Linked DNA regions of Homo sapiens: region 1 is linked to region 2. The links are chromatin loops, found by intact Hi-C in ENCODE. Cell type or tissue: MCF 10A. All regions are shown on one strand. Links, peaks and the distances in the headings refer to the core of each region. The heading gives the core; the rest is flanking DNA.

Region 1 (8,000 bases), core at 1-8,000, 420 kb after region 2:
GTTTAGTCAGTGTCCTGTTGATGGATGTTTAGGTTGTTTGCAATTAGGTTGTTTCAATTGCAAATAATACTACAATGTAAATTATTTCTCATGTGTGTTTGAGCCATTTGTGTGAGCCCATTTATTCAAAATAAATTGCCAGAAGTGAAATTTAGTATGCGCCTTAAATATTGACAGATTTTCTAAACTGTCTTATATAGAAGTTGTCCCAACTTACACTTCCTACAAAGTCAGAGAATGCTTGATTCCTTGTGTCATAGTCAACGAAGTGTGTTAAACCTTTGATTATTGCCAATATGTTTAGTGGAAAATGGCACTCACTATATTTAATTTATCCTATTATGAAAAAAATTTGATCATCTTTTCATATATTTAAACTTTTTAGGGATATATGGATTAATTCTAAACAGTTTTAAGTAACTAAATTCAGCATGCTAGAGAAAGAATACCAGATTTGGTAAAATCTAAAACTGTTTAGAATTAATCCATATATCCCTAAAAAGTTTAAATATATGAAAAGGTGGTCAAATTTTTTTTGTAATAGGAGAAATTAAATTAAATACAGTGAGATGCCATTTTTCCACTAAAATGTTATCATGTGTGTTTATATGTTGAGGATAATGACAACTCTGAAATCAAAATATTTTAATGGCATTTTTCTTGAAAGTAAAATAATTCATGTTTGGTTGCTTGTGTTGGGTTGCCCTGTTAGTTATTGCTGGCAGCTACCCCTGAGTTGACTGAATTCACGGTCTTGGGTTTGGTGTGTGTGTGTCGTGACCAGAATTCATCATCGAATATGAAGATGCAATGCACAAGCCAGGGCTGTGGCACCACCAAACTGAAGTTTCTGGAACACAGACCACAGCCCAGCTGAAGCTGTCTCCTTACGTGAACTACTCCTTCCGCGTGATGGCAGTGAACAGCATTGGGAAGAGCTTGCCCAGCGAGGCGTCTGAGCAGTATTTGACGAAAGCCTCAGGTAAAGCGGGAAAGCGGGACTTCTAGGGTACGAAATATAATAAAAAAGTTTTCCACTCTTCGCAAAAGGCCAAAGCTTACACATGTGTGGCTGCTTAACTTCCAGAACCAGATAAAAACCCCACAGCTGTGGAAGGACTGGGATCAGAGCCTGATAATTTGGTGATTACGTGGAAGGTGAGCTATGATGCCTTCAAATTTATTCGCTATTTTTTAGAGTGAAAAAAAAGTTGTTTGAAAATAATATCTACATTAGAATCTCATTTCACCTATTTCTGGGGAAAAAAAATATATATATATATATAAAGATACATATATATCTTTACTTAAGAGGCAGTATTATATAGTTGCTAAAAGCTTGAGCTCTGGAGTCAAAATGATTTGGTGCAAATCCCAGCTCTGCCACTAACTCTGTGATCTTAGGCCAGTTGTTTAACATGTCTGTTAGGCAGCTGTATGATGGGAGTAATAATAGAACCAATTTCACAGTATTAAAGGAGCTAATACATATAAAGCACCTAGAACAGTGCCTAGCATATACACATGCTCAAAAAAATGCTAGCTAGTGTTATCATAAAGAACCACCTGGGGCCAGTAGCTCACGCCTATAATCCCAGCACTTTGGGAGGCCGAGGCGGGCAGATCATGAGGTCAGGAGTTTGAGACCAGCCTGACCAACATGGTGAAACCCCGTCTCTACTAAAAATACAAAAATTAGCCGGGTGTAGTGCTGCATGCCTGTAATCCCAGCTACTCAGGAGGCTGAGGCAGGAGAATCGCTTGAACCCAGGAGGCGGAGGTTGCAGTGCGCCGAGATTACACCACTGCACTCCAGCCTGGGTGACAGAGCAAGATTCCATCTCCAAAAAGAAAAAAAAAGAGCCACCTGGAAGACATGCACCAAGCCATTCCCAGCAGTCAACTTCTTTAGTGGGGAAAGCTTATCTGTGTTTTCTGGATTTGGAAAATTAACATATATTTACTCATAATTCAAAACCTATTTTAGAGCCATACATGCATACTTAGACATGTATACATATATGTACATACTTATATTTATACAAACATGTAGAAACAACAGAATGACAGGCTAGCCTTTTTTTAATAAAGAGGAAAACAGTCTAAGTTTCCATCTGCAAATAAAATGGACAATGATGTACTATTGCACAAACAGGAATATAAAAAGGATTCTATGTGACCGAAATGTCTAAAGAATCACCATCCTTGACGGTAGAGCCAGAGTTTGAAAGGTTTATGTGATATTTATTGCATCAAGATAGTAGTTTACAACCTTTGAAATGTTGATCCCAAACAAGCTTTGAATCTCATTGCAAATGCACAATTGATAGAAGGTCCCTGGAGAAAATGGTTAATAGCTTGTGTTTTAGTATTTCAATGATCACTTTCTGTAGGTCTGGGAATTGAATTTGCTGTTCCTGTAAAAGATTGTGCAGTTGATTTGTGTTATAAGCTCTGGTTATTTGGCTTTCCTTGTAGCCCTTGAATGGTTTCGAATCTAATGGGCCAGGCCTTCAGTACAAAGTTAGCTGGCGCCAGAAAGATGGTGATGATGAATGGACATCTGTGGTTGTGGCAAATGTATCCAAATATATTGTCTCAGGCACGCCAACCTTTGTTCCATACCTGATCAAAGTTCAGGCCCTGAATGACATGGGGTTTGCCCCCGAGCCAGCTGTAGTCATGGGACATTCTGGAGAAGACCGTAAGTGATGCCATTTCCTACTTTTCCCCAGCAAAACAGACTTACCAAGGTGCAAGCCAAGGCCATTTCTCCTTGCTCAGGTTGCAAGGGAGGGAGGTGGCAATTATTTTGCACGACTTCTCTGAATTTAAACAGCCTGCTGTGTAAGAAAGAGAAGTTCAGAACGTTCAAGGTGATTGCAGTATAGTTGTCCCTTGGTATCCACAGGGGATTGGTTCCAGGATGCCCTGCCTTGGATACCCAAATCTGCAAATACTCAAGTCCCACAGATAGCCCTATGGAACCCTCCTATATGAAATATCAGCCCTCCATGTCCGTGGGTTTTGCACCCAGGAATACTGTGTTTTCCATCTTCTTTGGCTGTAGATGCAGAACCTGCAGATGTAGAGGGCTGACTGTATTTTGGGGGGAAAAAAAAATCCAAGTGTAAGTGGACCCATGCAGTTCAAACCCGTGTTGTTCAAGGGTCAATTGTACTTTTTAAAAAATCGTGTTTTCCTACTCACTGATGGTGGGAGGATCCCTTGAGTCAAGGAATTTGAGTCTAGCCTGGGCAACATAGCAAGATGCCATCTCTTAAAAAAAAAAAATCTCTCACAAAGTCAAACAGATACCCCAAAATCTGTGTTCAAGCCTTAATAATCCATAGAATAGGTCTGCAGTATGCTTCAAGCCAAAATTATTAGAGAGAGTCATATTTATGGATGAAATTAAAAATAACATTGATACTTCTACCACTTCCCTGTCCTTTTCCTAGTCCCAATGGTGGCTCCTGGGAACGTGCGTGTGAATGTGGTGAACAGTACCTTAGCCGAGGTGCACTGGGACCCAGTACCTCTGAAAAGCATCCGAGGACACCTACAAGGCTATCGGGCAAGTGAAAGGGGACCTTTTGTGGCTTTATTTAGTAAGGGCTGCAGCGAATGCCACTTGTCATGCATACCACAGGAGGTGGGGCTTATTTGTTTCATTGCTTTGTGAACTTGTGGACTGAAGAGTTCATTTCGCTCATTGCCTCAGGTAGCCACTGCCAGAGTTGACTTGAAATCTCACTGCATCCAAAATTAAAAAAAAAAAAAGTTTTCTCCATTTTTCCCACTGATGATCTAACATTCTACCAACTAAGTATGTATACAAAATGGGGAAAATTAATTTTTTAAAGACCTAGAATATTACCAACTCTAGCTAGCTTTAAAGCAATATGGACCACATGTGTTGAACACACAAAATTATCCTGATAATCATTTAGGCATTTTTAAAATAATTCAGAATATACTTTAAGACCATATACTCTTAGCTAGGTCATTCTTATAAATATCCATTATCTTTGTTCTTGAGAAGTACTGAAAGATAAATATCCATTATCTTTGTTCTTGAGAGGCACTGATTTCATATTTTTTACTGATAGGCAGCCAAGCGTACAGTCACTACTTTGATTTGTTAAGCCTGACCCCTAGAGGTCACTTTTTGTACTACATCACATTCAACTTTTTTTTTTTCCCCCTAGCATTGCCAGATTCCATGTAAATGTTGACTTCTCCTGAAAATGCCTTTAAATTCATAAGAATTTAAGAAGACTTAGTAAACAACAATTCTGGATTTGTGACCAAAATTAATCAGTACTTTCTTATCCATCTCTCCAAAACCTGTGCCTGCAATCGAATACAAAAAAAAGTATTTTAAACTAAGTGATACAGTTTGATTTAGTGGAAAAATTCTAGACTTTCAGTGGAGGATCCCCTGTGGCTCTTGATACCTCTGTGGCTGTGAAAGTCACTTAGTAGCCCACACGTTCATCTGCACCATATGAATAACAGTAATAAAAGCCTCACTGTGGTGTTTACAATCACTACATGATAGGTTGTACGTGAACATGTATTAATTCTGGAAAAATATGTAAACATTGGGCAGTAATTTTTATTTTTAGAATATTTTATACAAGTAAAAGACTTAAATCCTATTGTCCTCCATTTGCCTCATGTTCTAGAGAAAACCACATGGGTCTCGTGCTGTTTTCATTTTCCTTAGACTCCTACGACAAAGTAGTGTAGCCCAGCTTTGTCATGTGGCTGTAATTTAATTTCCCTCATGATCTATGGGCTTCTATTCCTCTTGCCTCAGAATCAATATCCATCAGTTTTGCTAGTAATTTTCTTCTAAAATATACCAACGGAATTTTCTGGAAAAACAACAGTTTCAATTTTGTGAGCATAAGGAATCTTGTTTGCTCCTTTCTGCATTCCTGACTTTCGTTCTTGCTGTTTCAGATTTACTATTGGAAGACCCAGAGTTCATCTAAAAGAAACAGACGTCACATTGAGAAAAAGATCCTCACCTTCCAAGGCAGCAAGACTCATGGCATGTTGCCGGGGCTAGAGCCCTTTAGCCACTACACACTGAATGTCCGAGTGGTCAATGGGAAAGGGGAGGGCCCAGCCAGCCCTGACAGAGTCTTTAATACTCCAGAAGGAGGTATGGAATGGACGTGTCTCTAAGATCTCAGGAACATATGGCATGGCCTGAGAGGTTTTGCCTGACAGAAGGGCTACTGATCAAAGTATATTCTGGAAGCCAAATGTGATTGAAATTTCTATAGATGAATACAGCACACACAAAGCTACCAAAATGTCAGATCATATGTGGGCCTAAGTGTACATAGAAGGCTTCAGAACCCAAAATGCTGCTCTGAAATGCCCTCTCCCGTGACTTAAAATTTTTCTCCACACACACTGTCTGAAACCTTGTTACTTTGACATTTATTTGGATCATTAACTTTCTGACCTGAAAGAGGTTCCATAACTTCTCTGAATGTCAGTAGCCTCATCTGAAAAGCATGAGAACCAAATTAGATAACCTAACAAAAACACCTGGAAAGGAAAATATTTCTATAAGTTATAGTTTACTTCTATAGTTTCTTTCTTAGTGCTCTTTTCTAATTTATTAGAAAGTTGAACCGAGTTAGAAGGTTGCAAGTCTTGACCAAGTGGATTGGGAAGAGGAGGGAAAAGTCATTGCAGATATGGGCAACTGCAAGGGAGAGAGTAAGGAAGGACCAAATATATATTGATCCAGGAGTCAGGGGAGAAGGAATTTGGACACAGGGACAAGGGAGCCTTGTGGGTGAGGGAAAGAGGGGCCCATGTAGTAAAAAGGATGAGGATTTGAAAAGGAAATAAAATGGGTTTTACCTATTTTAAATTTTGCAACAATATGCCACTATGACAATGGCCAGATAGCTTCTGTAGCTTGCTTAGCTCTTTTTGATAAAAGAAGTTCACAGAAGATGGACCCCACCCTGGCTGCTGATTGAAAGATTCATGATGCAGGCAGCTGCCCAGCAGCCTCTGAGAACCACCCTGCATCCCAGCTCCCATCTCATTGTAAGTTTTTGTCGTCAATCTCACTGTCCCTTAGAGAGTCAGGGCTCTTCCTCCTCGATGTTTTCACAAGCTGGGGACTGTAGTCCCTTAGGGAGACAATGAATGGGTTTAATGAGCTCCATGAGCCTCCTAAAATTGTATGCAAGATAAATGTATATTTTTCCAGGGAGTGTTTATGGCTGTCATCAGATTCTCAAAAGGGTCTGTGATCCCCTAAAGTAAAGAACCACTTATTGGGTTGGGGAAGCTTAGAAGCCTAGAACTATGTGCCAGGCATGGTTTTAGGACCAGACAAAGACATCTAGGGGCCTAAAGCAGGGAAATGACAAAGAAGATGGGGATAGGAAGAAATGGATATGATTTAGATTAAGGAAGTGGAGTTAGTGTCTGAGGAGAGGGTGGAAATGAGGCAGATAGGGAAGTTCAGGTTGACTCTGGTTTTTGGCTAGAGTGACAATAGGGAGAGTGGTTCCATTAGTTAGTTTCCAGGGGCAGTGGTAGGGGAGGTAACCATTGTGAGAGAGAGCTGCCACCAGCCATCATCCTCATGAGGAAGTGAATAAAAGATGAGCAGACATGTTTCCTCTGGTGATTTGCCAGCCTCTGCCACAGAGAACCTGAGACCCCTCGGGCCTTCCCCAGGGCTGGGGGTGTGCCAAGGTTGGGCTTTTGTCCATTCACCACCAGATCCTGGGCAGCTGTCAGCTCTCAGGATAAGAACGTTTCTGCACCTGGGCATGCTGGCCCAAAGCCCAGCAGGCAGGGCATTCTGACTGTTTGGAGACACCTGGTTTGTTAGAGAAAACAGTCCTTAATGGTCCAGAACACAGCTGCTTCCACTCAGATCCAGTTAGAATAGTTTCACTTGGTAGCTAGTTTGCTTCTATTAAGACACCATTCATGCGTCAAACAAGTACTGCCTCTTTTTAAAATATTAGGTTTGAGTCCATCTAAAGGCAAAGTCATTATGTGTTTTGAGAGGATGGTTTTATTAAATATAAATGTAAATGACAAGAGAGAAAAAGGAAGAGAATAACTAAATGGGTGCCTGTCACAGGTTTGTACTAATGTATTTTCAGCTGAATCAGGAATGAGTTACTGAAACTCAAAACCTTGAATCGTGCGAGCACGGTGAAATGTCAATTTAATACATGTTGAAACATTCAGAAATCTTTGTGTTGACTGTAAGTTCTCACTGTAAGTCCCCAGTGCTCCCTCGTCTTTGAAGATTGTGAATCCAACACTGGACTCTCTCACTTTGGAATGGGATCCACCGAGCCACCCGAATGGCATTTTGACAGAGTACACCTTAAAGTATCAGCCAAGTAAGCTGTTGGGAGGAAGAGAAGGGGAAATATGTTTTTTTATTTTATTTATTATTTTAATTGACAAATAATTATACCTCCTCATGGGGTACGTAGTGATGTTTCGATACATATAGTGATCAGATCAGGGGAATTCGCATATTCATCTTCTCAAATATTTATCATTTATTTGTGTTGGAAACATTTAATATCCTCCCTCTAGCTGTGTAAGGAACACCAGAACTTAGTCTTTGTATCTAGCTATCATTTTGTATCATATATATATATACACACGTATATATATATATACGTGTATATATATATACACGTATATATATACACGTATATACATATATATATATATATATATATATATATATATATATTTGAGATGGAGTCTCGCTCTGTCACCCAGGCTGGAGTGCAGTGGTGAGATCTTGGCTCACTGCAAGCTCCATCTCCCGAGTTCACACCATTCTCCTCCGTCAGCCTCCCGAGTAGCTGGGACTACAGACGCCCACCACCATGCCCGGCAAATTTTTTGTATTTTTAGTAGAGACGGGGTTTCACCATGTTAGCCAGGATGGTCTTGATCTCCTGACCTCGTGATCT
Region 2 (10,538 bases), core at 1,054-9,053:
GAGGTGGAGGTTGCAGTGAACCGAGTTTGTGCCACTGCACTCCAGCCTGGGCAACCGAGTAAGACGCCATCTCAAAAAAAAAAAAAAAAATTAAATGCCTGGCCAACTGTGAAGAGATGATTCAACCCATCAGCAGAACAAACATTCACTTGGATGATAGAAATTTGAAATTTTATAAAAGTCCATCTTACCCAAAAATCACTTCCACCAGTATCCTGCAGGTACCCAAAATTCCCAGAATTAGAGATTTACCCCACAACAGATTTTGAGCAGACCGTATATATTGTATAATCCCATTTTTGTTGTTTTTTAAAGGAGTATATATTTTCATGTCTGTTTATTATTTATTCATCTTACTATACATATGTTTGAAACTGACCCAAATCAATTTGTGCACAATCCTCAGATTGTTCTTGATAGACAGCTGTTGCTTCTAACAATTAGAAGTGGGGAATAGTTATGATATCTTCTCCTACAGCTCCTCACGAGGCAGTGCAATGAAAGCAGGTCTCAGATGGACTTTTGCTGAGGGAACAAAAATTTTATTAGCAGGCAGGCACAAACATAGTCACCATCTCCCCTTGTAAGACCAAGTGCCAGTTCTCTGTTCCTTTAGACACTCCAACTGACCTTGTATTAAAGGTTTATCAGAGGCAGATGTGACAATAGTCTACCTACAGTACTCAGTAAACCTAGTTGGAAGTAAATGATAAAATTCTCCCTTTTAAATGCACAGAGGACAGAATGGACTCTTAGACCTAACATGCCATGCAAAGTGTATAGAATTGGACTTAACTAGACTCTTGTTCCCTATTCACCAAGGACAGGAGTACCTATATAATATTTCTAGCCAATTCACACATCTTAATCTCTAGTAATTTTACTAAGGAAAAAATATCTCTAATATCCATTATACTAAATAAATTTTAAAAATAACTGGAAAGCTTGCAGTGTGTTCTAGGTTCTTCTAGAGTGTGGCCTTCTAATTAGTTTTTTATTGGTAACTAATCATCTCTGGAGTATTTGCCTTGACTAGGGCATGTCAAAGGTTAACTAATCAGCCCTAAGGTATTGATTAAAGCTGAAATACAGATACTTAAGTATTTTAGAATAAATTATAGACCATATAATGATATGCATTTTTCAAAGTCTGAGAGAATAACTAGCTAATTATTATTAGTGATTATCTCTGAAAGAATGGGATTAAGAAGACAGAACATTTTTCTTGGCACTCTTTGGTGTTATTTGAAGAAAAAAAGCAAATATTACCTTTGTGATATAAACATACTAATAAAAGTTGTTAAAGGCTAAGATCAATAATAAATGGAGATTTATTTGTTTGAATTAAAGGTTTACCTCTGCCCACCTTCAGAAGTACACAGCAGTGTTCCAGGTGTGTTGAAAAAGCACAGGATGAATAAGGCATGTCTTTCTACAACGTGAATTTTGCTAGAAATTTTAGAAGGGTGAGGCCAAGTAATTTAAAGGGTAGGCAATTTAAAACAGATTTTAAGAACTTTCCCTCAAGACTTCCTTCTCCCAAGGCTTCTTTCCCCCAGACTTACTCTCTTACCTCCTGATATGGCTGTGTCAGATGTTGGCTGTGTCCCCACCCAAAATCTCATCTTGAATTATAATACCCATAATCCTCACATGTCAAGGACAGGACCAGGTGGAGGTAATTGGATCATGGCGGCAGTTTCCCCTTTGCTGTTCTTGTGATATTAAGTGAGTCTCACGAGACCTGATGGTTTTATAAGCTTCTGGCATTTCCCCTGCTTGCACCCATTCTCTCTCCTGCCACCCTGTGAAGAGGTGCCTTCCGCCGTTATTGTAAGTTTCCTAAGACCTCCCAAGCCATGCAGAACTGTGAGTCAATTAAATCTCTTTTCTTTATAAATCACCCAGTCTCGGGTATTTCTTTATAAGCAGCATGAGAACTGACTAATACACCTTCCATCCTACCTCTCTGAGCCCCGTTAGAGATACTCATTCACTTTTTTCTATCATTAGAGGATTGCAGTGGGAATGTTTGAAGAACAATGCTCGATTTTATTATTTTCTATTAATACTTGTGAATTAGCAGACTCTCAGAAATCATTATCAATCATTTACCTACAAAGGCCAGAGAATAACTGAAAAAGATGAGTAACTGGTGGCAGTTGGTGGTTGGGGGAGTTGAGAAGGAAATGCATGAAGGAGAGGAAGAATGAATAGCCTGAAATTCAGGTAAACTGAGGAGGGGTACCCTGAACCCTGGGAACAGCCAAGCCATTAGCCCTCTGGGGACTGGAGCTCTGAAAAGGTGCGTGGAAGGAATGAAGCAGAGAAGGAGGAAGTGGAGCCAAGAGGTCAGGGAGCATTAACACCAATTAATTTTCCTTCCCAATCTTATCCCTTCCCAGCAAAAATATAGACATATGTTTAGCGGCAGTTGGGGCCATGTCAGTTATAAGATTTGCTGCCAATGATACACATCTGTCAGCTTATTTGCATCAAGCAAAAGAGCTGAAGCTACAATTTGTGTTTATGATAAATGAAGATTTGGAAGACATTTGCTTTCCCCCGTCTTTTGCTTACTTAAGCATCATGCAGATACAAAAGACACTGCCAGAATTTGCTTAGACAACACTGAACATGGGGGTAGGAGTGAGAAGGAAGGGAGAAAATCACTATGAAATATTGCCACTTTCACTGCAATTCTGGACCCATCATTTTAAATTGTGAAATGCCTGCTGCTGAATGCGAGAAGCAGGAGCCTTTCCTGATTTGAAGGCATTGGCAGGAGGCTTCATTTGTCAGGGAAGGAAAAATGCATAATTCAAAGCGAAAGTCACCTGGCCCCGATAACCTGAAACAAATGAAGCAAAACTTCATTCTTTGGTTCAACGCCAAGGAACCAATCCTGTACCTGCAGATAGGGCAAGTTTTTCCCCCATTTCTTACTCCCTGTTAGGTGCTCTAAGCACCTAATGAAGGAAGAGGGATGAGAGTTGACACCAGAACATCATCAGCATAACTGCTTTTGTGTATTTGACTCCAGTGGTCTTAGGGTTTCCATCTGTTTCACTCATTCTTGCCCTCTCTCCCTCTTCCTCTGCACACAGGCAGATTTAATTCTGTGTCCCTGTGTCTGAATGATTATAAGCCACTCCAGAATGTTTGCTTCCTTCTCTGATATTCTTCTCTTTCCCCTGCCTTTTCTTTGCTTCATCACAATTTCTGTCCCAACACCCCGCACCCCCTGCCGCCACAAATCCAAAGTTTAATTCAGGTAGCGAGCACATGACAATGAGTTACCATTCATCCATCCCCCATCTTTTTTACAAATATTTATTTACAGCCTCTTATGGATGAGATGCTTGAGAAGGGAGAAAAAGCACTCCCTGCCCCCACCCCTACTTTTGCAATCTATATTCCTAAGAGATTCTGAAAACTCTGCCCCTAAAGTGACTATAAGCTGTTCACAGTTGTTATCTGTATAGATTTATAAAGAGAGGGTATTACATAAAAATTACAAATCTATTCTTACAATGCTCAGTGATCCCTGGCTGAATGCGACTCTCCTTCTTCAGCAGCTAAGTAAAATGAGCCAGCCGAGCAAACAGAATCTGGTGCCCATGGCAACATGCATTACTGCTTTGAACTTGTCAATCTGTCACTAGGAAATCACATTAATGGGATGTTTTTCTCTACAAATAGCTTTTGTTTTCACATTTTAATTACAGGGCTAGATTTTTCTTGATTTCTAAATTCTTCAAAGACCTATGCAAAAAGGAAAATAAAAAGTAAAGTTGTATCAAAAAATGTCCTTGAAATTCCAAGCAGCCTTTTAGTTGGGAGAAGAAGGGGTAAAAGGGAGAGACCATGTATATTTGTCCCCATACTTCCTGCGACATGACCAAAAAGCCAAAGGCTTAAGCAGGTACTTTACCATTTTGCTTCTTTTGGATAGTTTCCTCATCTGAACAACAACAACAAAAAAAGACATCTTCCCCACAAGAGTGTTATGAGGTTTAATTAAGGATAACTGCTAAGGATTATCAATTAATATTGCTAGTTAGTGCTGGCTAGGGGAGCCTCCCTTTCCCCTTAGGCCCTGAGCTACTTTATTCAGTCATTATAGGCCAGAAAAATGTTCATTTTTTACATGTTTAATTGCTTAAGGGTAGTCCATGGTTGTAGAAGTTTATGAACACATTTTCTGAACAAATTAGTAAGTTCATTAAAAGAGCTAAATTAGAATTAATTTCCACTACTGAGAAAGCTGGGGAAACAGGAGGTGGCAACTATGTACTGCTGTGTTTTCCAAGGGAAACTCCAAGGAAGAAAGAGTTGGACAAGATAGAAAGAAACTATGAACATTTCTTTTAAGTTGCAAATCTTAGTACTCTTCCTTCTGACTTCAAAACTAGCTATACGTTAAAAATGCGGGGAGGAACCATTCTGATTAAAAAAAAGACAGTTGGTAAACTGAGTTGTGAAAGTCTATCTCTGTAATTCTTTCTAAATCTTATCATTCTGATTTCTGAAAAGTGTGGAAAGAATAAATCTATGCAAAATGTTTTAAATTCACTCCCAGGCCCTGGATTTACTCACTTTGCCCACCAGCAGGTGTTTGAGATATAGATATACAAAGAACTGTACATGTGTGTACAGCTGAATGAGTGCAGTTTGATGAGTTCGGACATCTGCACTCACCCATGATACCAGGACTGCAGTAAAGGTAGTAGACAGACCCAGTACCTCCCGGAGATTTTCCTTAGGACATTGTTGCCAGAGTAAATCAGACCAGCCTCAGCTACTTCCTAACAGTCAATGCCTCCTGAATAGTGCCTCCCAGTAGAACAAAACATCTACAGGGTTCAGAATTCATCGTTAGACGAACTGGACCCATGGGTCCAGTTTGGTCATGTCGTGGGAAATATGGGGACAAACATACATGGTCTCTCCTTTCTACCCCACCTCTCCCAACTAACAGGCTGCTTGGAATTTCAAGGACATCTTTTGAAACAACATTACTTTTCATTTTCCTTTTTGCCCAGGTCTTCGAATAATTTAGAAATCAAGAAAAATCTAGCCCTGTAATTAAAATGTGAAAACAAAAGCTATTTGTAGCAGAAAAACATCCCATTAATGTGATTTCCTTATGACAGATTGACAAGTTCAAAGGGCGCAAGCAGAGGGCAGCCATTCCTGCTCCCCTCAGTGACTCGCGCTGGCTCTCACAGCTTGCTCTTCTGTGTCCTTGAAGGAAACCCTAAGCAGGTCCTGTATATTTTCAGGTCAGTCTCAGGTAATTTAAAGCCCTCTGAGCATTTTAGGCAATAAAATATCTGACCAAATTTACTACTAACACTTTAGTCTTTTATCCAGTTTTACTCTCTTCTTCCTTCCTCAGGCCAAAAATCCTGCAGTGGAGAAGTGCAGAACATCCCACTTCTTTCTCATCCTTGCTATACTTAGTATGACACTCTGGGACCTCTGGATGGAGCCACAGTGAGAGAAGAAGGAGGAGCGAGAAGGTCCCAAAAGGTTTTACACCTGGGTACAGTTGTAATCTTGCTTTGGGGCCCACTGGGCTGAGAAAATGGCCCAAGAGAACTCTTGTGTAGGACTTCAGTAGTATCTTTAGAGACCACTCCCCATGACTCAAAGGATCTCTTCTCTGTAGTTCCTTTGATGCTGGGGGACTCCTCCAGCAGGTGCTGTTGGACTTCCTGCTCAGCCCCCTAGTTCCCAGTATTCTCCTCTTATGTTGGGGTCACTTTGACCTGGAAAGCATTCCTCTAGGATGAAGACCCTCTCAAGGCAACCCAGTCCAGTTGCCTTCCACAGTATCCATACCTAGCCAAATACTGATTCACCCCTGCTCCCCAAACCCTGGAAGAAGAGGCCATCCCCAGCACAGTCCTGTCTCCTTCCCCGAAGTTCTGGGGCAGCTCTAGCCATACCCTCTCCCATGAGATCTTTCAACAGCGGTCAGATTTCAGTTTTCCTGAAGTGCATGTTGGGTAGGGACAACAGAGCCAGGTTAAGTGTCTACAAAGTCATCCTCACTCTGCATCTTCCTTGCTTCTCTTCTGTAGACCTGAGGTGGGCATTGGAACAATGGCGGCAGAACCAGAGGTCACATGTCTTTGCATGTCTGGTCCATTGCTTTAGACTGCGAGACTACTTGACATCGCCGTATTGCTCCCAGCCTGTGGCCTCGGCCTTCCTCTGACACAACAAGAAGTGTTGCATTTAGTATCCTGTTACAAGAAGTTGTTTTTGCTTGTTTGGGGCTTTTGATAATAAGATGTCCAATGATGCAGAAATATAATAAATAATATACATGTATATGATGGGGGTTGTGGCAAAGAGAGACTTCTGAAGTGTCCTGAAGGATGTGAACAAATTTGCACAAGTAGTTCAGAGGCCTTCTAAGAAAGAAAGGATCAAGGCCGGGCGCAGTGGCTCACGCCTGTAATCCCAGCACTTTGGGAGGCCGAGGCGGGTGGATCGCAAGGTCAGGAGATCAAGACCGGCCTGGCCAACATGGTGAAACCCCGTCTCTACTAAAAAATACAAAAATTAGCCGGGCGTGGTGGTGGGCGCCTGTAGTCCCAGCTACTCGTGAGGCTGAGGCAGGAGAATCGCTTGAACCCAGGAGGCGGAGGTTGCAGTGAGCTGAGATCATGCCACTGCACTCCAGCCTGGGTGACAGAGTGAGACTCAAAAAAAAAAAAAAAAAGAAAGAAAGAAAGGATCAAAACTCCAATACTTTATATCAAGATTCACCACTGAAATCTGTGAACTGCATTGGTACCGACCAAACTTAAGGGGCAAAGAAGGCCGAAAGGCCCCTTGATTTAAAAACAAAAAAAGAGAAAGAAAGAGAAAAAGAGAAAGAGAGAAAGAAAGAAAGAAAGAGAAAGAGAGAGAGAGGCAGAGAGGGAGGGAGGAAGGAAGGAAGGAAGGGAGGGAGGGAGGGAGGGAGGGAGGGAAAGAGAAAGAAAGAAAAGAAAGAAGAAAGACAAAAGAAAAGAGAAAGAAAGAGAGAGAGAAAGAAAAGAAAAAGAAAAAGAAAATAACCAAGAGAAAGGAAAAGAGCCTGTGAGCTAAGCCCAGCATCAAGTCAGGCAGTCAGTGAGGGTACTGATGTTAGGTCTTATCTGAAGATGACTCCAGCATTTCTAGGGGCAGAGTTCCAAAGATCCTTGTCCTTGGAGAATTTGAAAACTCACAGTTTTATTTTCCTCGTATCGATAAGCCTCAATGTGAAATGGAGTATTTGATTTACTGAAACATGATTGTTTAATAGCTCACACAATTCAGCCCTTAGATGAGAAAGTATATGTTAATATCCATGATTTCCAATAAATATAGCCATTAGATTCAGGACAACCTGGGACAACTGAAAGCCATAATCCGTAATCTAGGAATTGACATTAGAGGAGAAGAACTTTCCAGGTAATGCCAGTCATTAAACCTGATGAAGTAGCAGAAGATACTGACCTCCTAATATATATGCTATGAAAAGTGACACAAGGCCGGGCACAGTGACTCATGCCTGTAATCCCAGCACTTTGGGAGGCTGAGGCAGGCAGATCACCTGAGGTCAGGAGTTCAAGACCAGCCTGGCCAACACGGTGAAACCCCGTCTCTATAAAAATACAAAAAAAAAAAAAAAAAGCTGGGCATGGTGATGTGTGCCTGTAATCCCAGCTACTCAGGAGGCTGAAGCAGGAGAATCTCTTGAACCCGGGAGGCGAAGGATGCAGTGAGCCAAGATTACATCATTGCACTCCAGCCTGGGCAAGAGAATGAGACTCAGTCTCAAAAAAAAAGAAAGAAAGAGAGAGAGAAAGGAAGGAAGGAAGGAAGGAGAGAAAGAAAGAAAGAAGGGAAAGAAAGAAAAGGAAAGAAAGAAAGAAAGAAGGGAAAGAAAGAAAAGGAAAGAAAGAAAGAAAGAAAGAAAGAAAGAAAGAAAGAAAGAAAGAAAGAAAGAAAGAAAGAGAGAAAGAAAGAAAAATAAAAGTGACACAATAAAGATGCCATCATTGGTTGCTTCCATCCTACCTCCTGCCAAGAAGATTGACAATTCACCTGCTGTTCTGGGGATTTGGCTCCCTGCTGATCTCTTTCTTTCCCATAAGTGCTGTGAAGATGCTGGCTAGAACTAGCAGTATTCTGAGTAGCATTTTTAATGGGAACATTTGATCTTGCAGAAGAATGTTTGTTCTAAATTAGGACATCCGTAGACACCACAGACATGTAAGGAAGAGTTTTGCATCCAAAGTAGTAGAAATATCATTAATGGGATTTTGACAGGGTGAGGATTTTCAATGGCCAGAAGTCACTGTTAAAGAATCAGGGAAGTCCTACAACAAATAGGCCTTTTTAATAATGTCTGTCCCCACATACTCTGAATTTATTGGGCCACAATATTGAAATATTGTGGAAATGTTCACAAGCATGCCAATTTAGAAGACATGCTTAGCATATTACCTTTCCAGAATAGCTAACTGCCACCTGGCTGAAAAATGGATCATAACCTCTGCTCCACAGAATTGTGAGAATGAGATGGCTGATGTGAAAATGCTTGGCACTGTACCTAATACATAAAAGCTGCCCAATGAGTACAGTATTTGATGAACCCAAATAGGAATCCAAATCTATACGAGGAAACAGGACACTGAAAAGGTATATTTCAAAATATACCAGGTGCACCCAAGGAAGACAGGTCCCAGGCAACCAGGCACAACCGTACACCCAAAAGCAAGGCAGAGGAAACCAGTGAGGAAAATAAAAGGAAAATCTCAGCCTTTCCACAGTGGAACTTAGGTTGGCACTCATTCTACCCTCTGGTCCCTCCTTCTGATTTAATCCTCTCTTTTATGGCCCACTCCAAAGGGCAAAAGCATGCATGAGGCACAGATAATAGCTAACAATAGAAAGACAGCAACAGAACATCGAAGGAAAAGAAAAAATCTGTAGATCATTTTAAACCACACTGCAGCATCCAGGCTGTACACAGCTTTACAGCAAAGCACGGCCCCCATCTAGTGGGGAACCAGAGGTGTCTAACATTGGTATTTGCAAATGTGAAACCCTCCTCCACCCTCCATATTAAATTTGGCAGCTGTTCCAAAGCTATACACCAATTAAATCATGCTTGACAATCATATTTGTTTCTGGCTACTTAATTCATTCGTTTAGTCCAGTAATAGATATTAACAACATTATATTCCCTACAGCAATGCAAACAATTACAGACATTTGTAATGTTCCAGCTTCTGCTGTGTCACAAATGCTAATACATCAGTGAAATTAAATGAAAAAAACCCTGTCCCTCAGGCAGTAACTCAAATACAATAAGGATGATTTTATCCTCTTTCCTAGTAATAGTGAAAAAAATAAAGAAGCTGACAATTTTGAAAAAAAGTTTTCACCCTTGGGCAACATATTTTTTAATCCAGCTGATTAAAACAAATGCTGCATCTTAAACTGCAATTAGGACAATATATACCAAGTGATTTTTATAAGACATAATAGCACTAAGACTGCAAAGTTACTCTTTACATGGTAGTTTATTATAGAAAATACTTCAAGATAAGTGAAAAACAGCAACCGACCACCCAGTCGCAGTCAACAAATAAAATTAAGTATCTGAGACTTTAGTCTACAGTTTCCCATCACTACTCAAAGTAAATGGAAAAATAAAAGAGACTTTGGCAAATATGTGACTGCATACCACCAATACAAGAGCTTTCTAGCCAATTAGCAGTATGCTTCTTTCTGAAATGAAATTGAATGTAATGTTTCTGCATTTTTATTATGCAGCAGCAACTATATAAACTGTTACAAATCAACTTCTAATTAAAAGCTTTAGGCCGTCAATAACAAAATGATAATCATTTTTAATAATGTGGTGCTTATAATTCAGTGGAAAAGTAGTAGGAAGAAAGTAAAGTCAGAGAGCGTAATAAAAAGAAAGCTTTAAACAAACTGCAACAACAGAGTTTAGAGAGTAAGAAGTTTGGATATAGCCATAATAGAGAATAAATTCATAATCTTTTATGATGTTCTGTGCCTTTAAGATAGCAAGACAACAGAACGTCCTCAGAAATGAGAATGGAAAGAGGGATGAGGAGACTTTGAGCCTAAAGACATTAATGCAAGTAGGAGGGGTGGTCAATAATAGGAGAAGAGACAAGTTTTGTAGTTAATTGAGTTCTGCTCACAGTGGAAGCAAGTTGAAAAAGAGATCACCAAAGTTTAGTGACAATTAACACAGATGAAGTAGTGTTATTGCTGCTGAGAATAACATCAAATGGGAGAAGTGCATAAACTTCAAGTAGCAGAAATTCTCCAGAAAAAAAAGACAGACACAGTTGTAAAGACATGATATTCAGGCTAGAAGTGGTTGCTCACATCTGTAATTCCAGCAATTTGGGAGGCCAAGATGGATGGATCACTTGAGGCCAGGAGTTTGAGACCAGCCTGGCCAACATGGCAAAACCCTGTCTCTACTAAAAATACAAAAATTAGCT

Evidence for each region. Peaks named below come from ENCODE experiments on the same cell type or tissue, not always from the same donor. Only the 100,000 strongest peaks of a DNase experiment are listed, where the experiment ranks them.
Region 1: a loop joins it to region 2, with 29 times the contacts of the local background. A loop is called at or near these places in 4 of 110 quality-filtered maps.

The regions. Positions count from the first base shown.
Region 1 is chr7:108,177,399-108,185,398 of GRCh38, reverse strand. NRCAM (neuronal cell adhesion molecule) reads left to right here. Exons shown (of 33, transcript NM_001037132.4): 21 at 785-982; 22 at 1,088-1,158; 23 at 2,479-2,704; 24 at 3,462-3,577; 25 at 4,972-5,176; 26 at 7,287-7,409. Among named protein-coding and RNA genes, the nearest start is that of LAMB4, 51 kb to the right of the region's middle. RefSeq lists an enhancer at 3,338-4,130. In MCF 10A, for the core only: a CTCF peak has its summit at 4,172; a DNase peak (open chromatin) is centred at 4,158.
Region 2 is chr7:108,591,420-108,601,957 of GRCh38, reverse strand. It overlaps LOC105375448 (a long non-coding RNA gene), which reads right to left and starts at 3,584. Exons shown (of 4, transcript NR_187939.1): 1 at 3,533-3,584; 2 at 380-525. RefSeq lists an enhancer at 7,862-8,503. In MCF 10A, for the core only: a CTCF peak has its summit at 5,157; no DNase peak of the experiment used is centred there.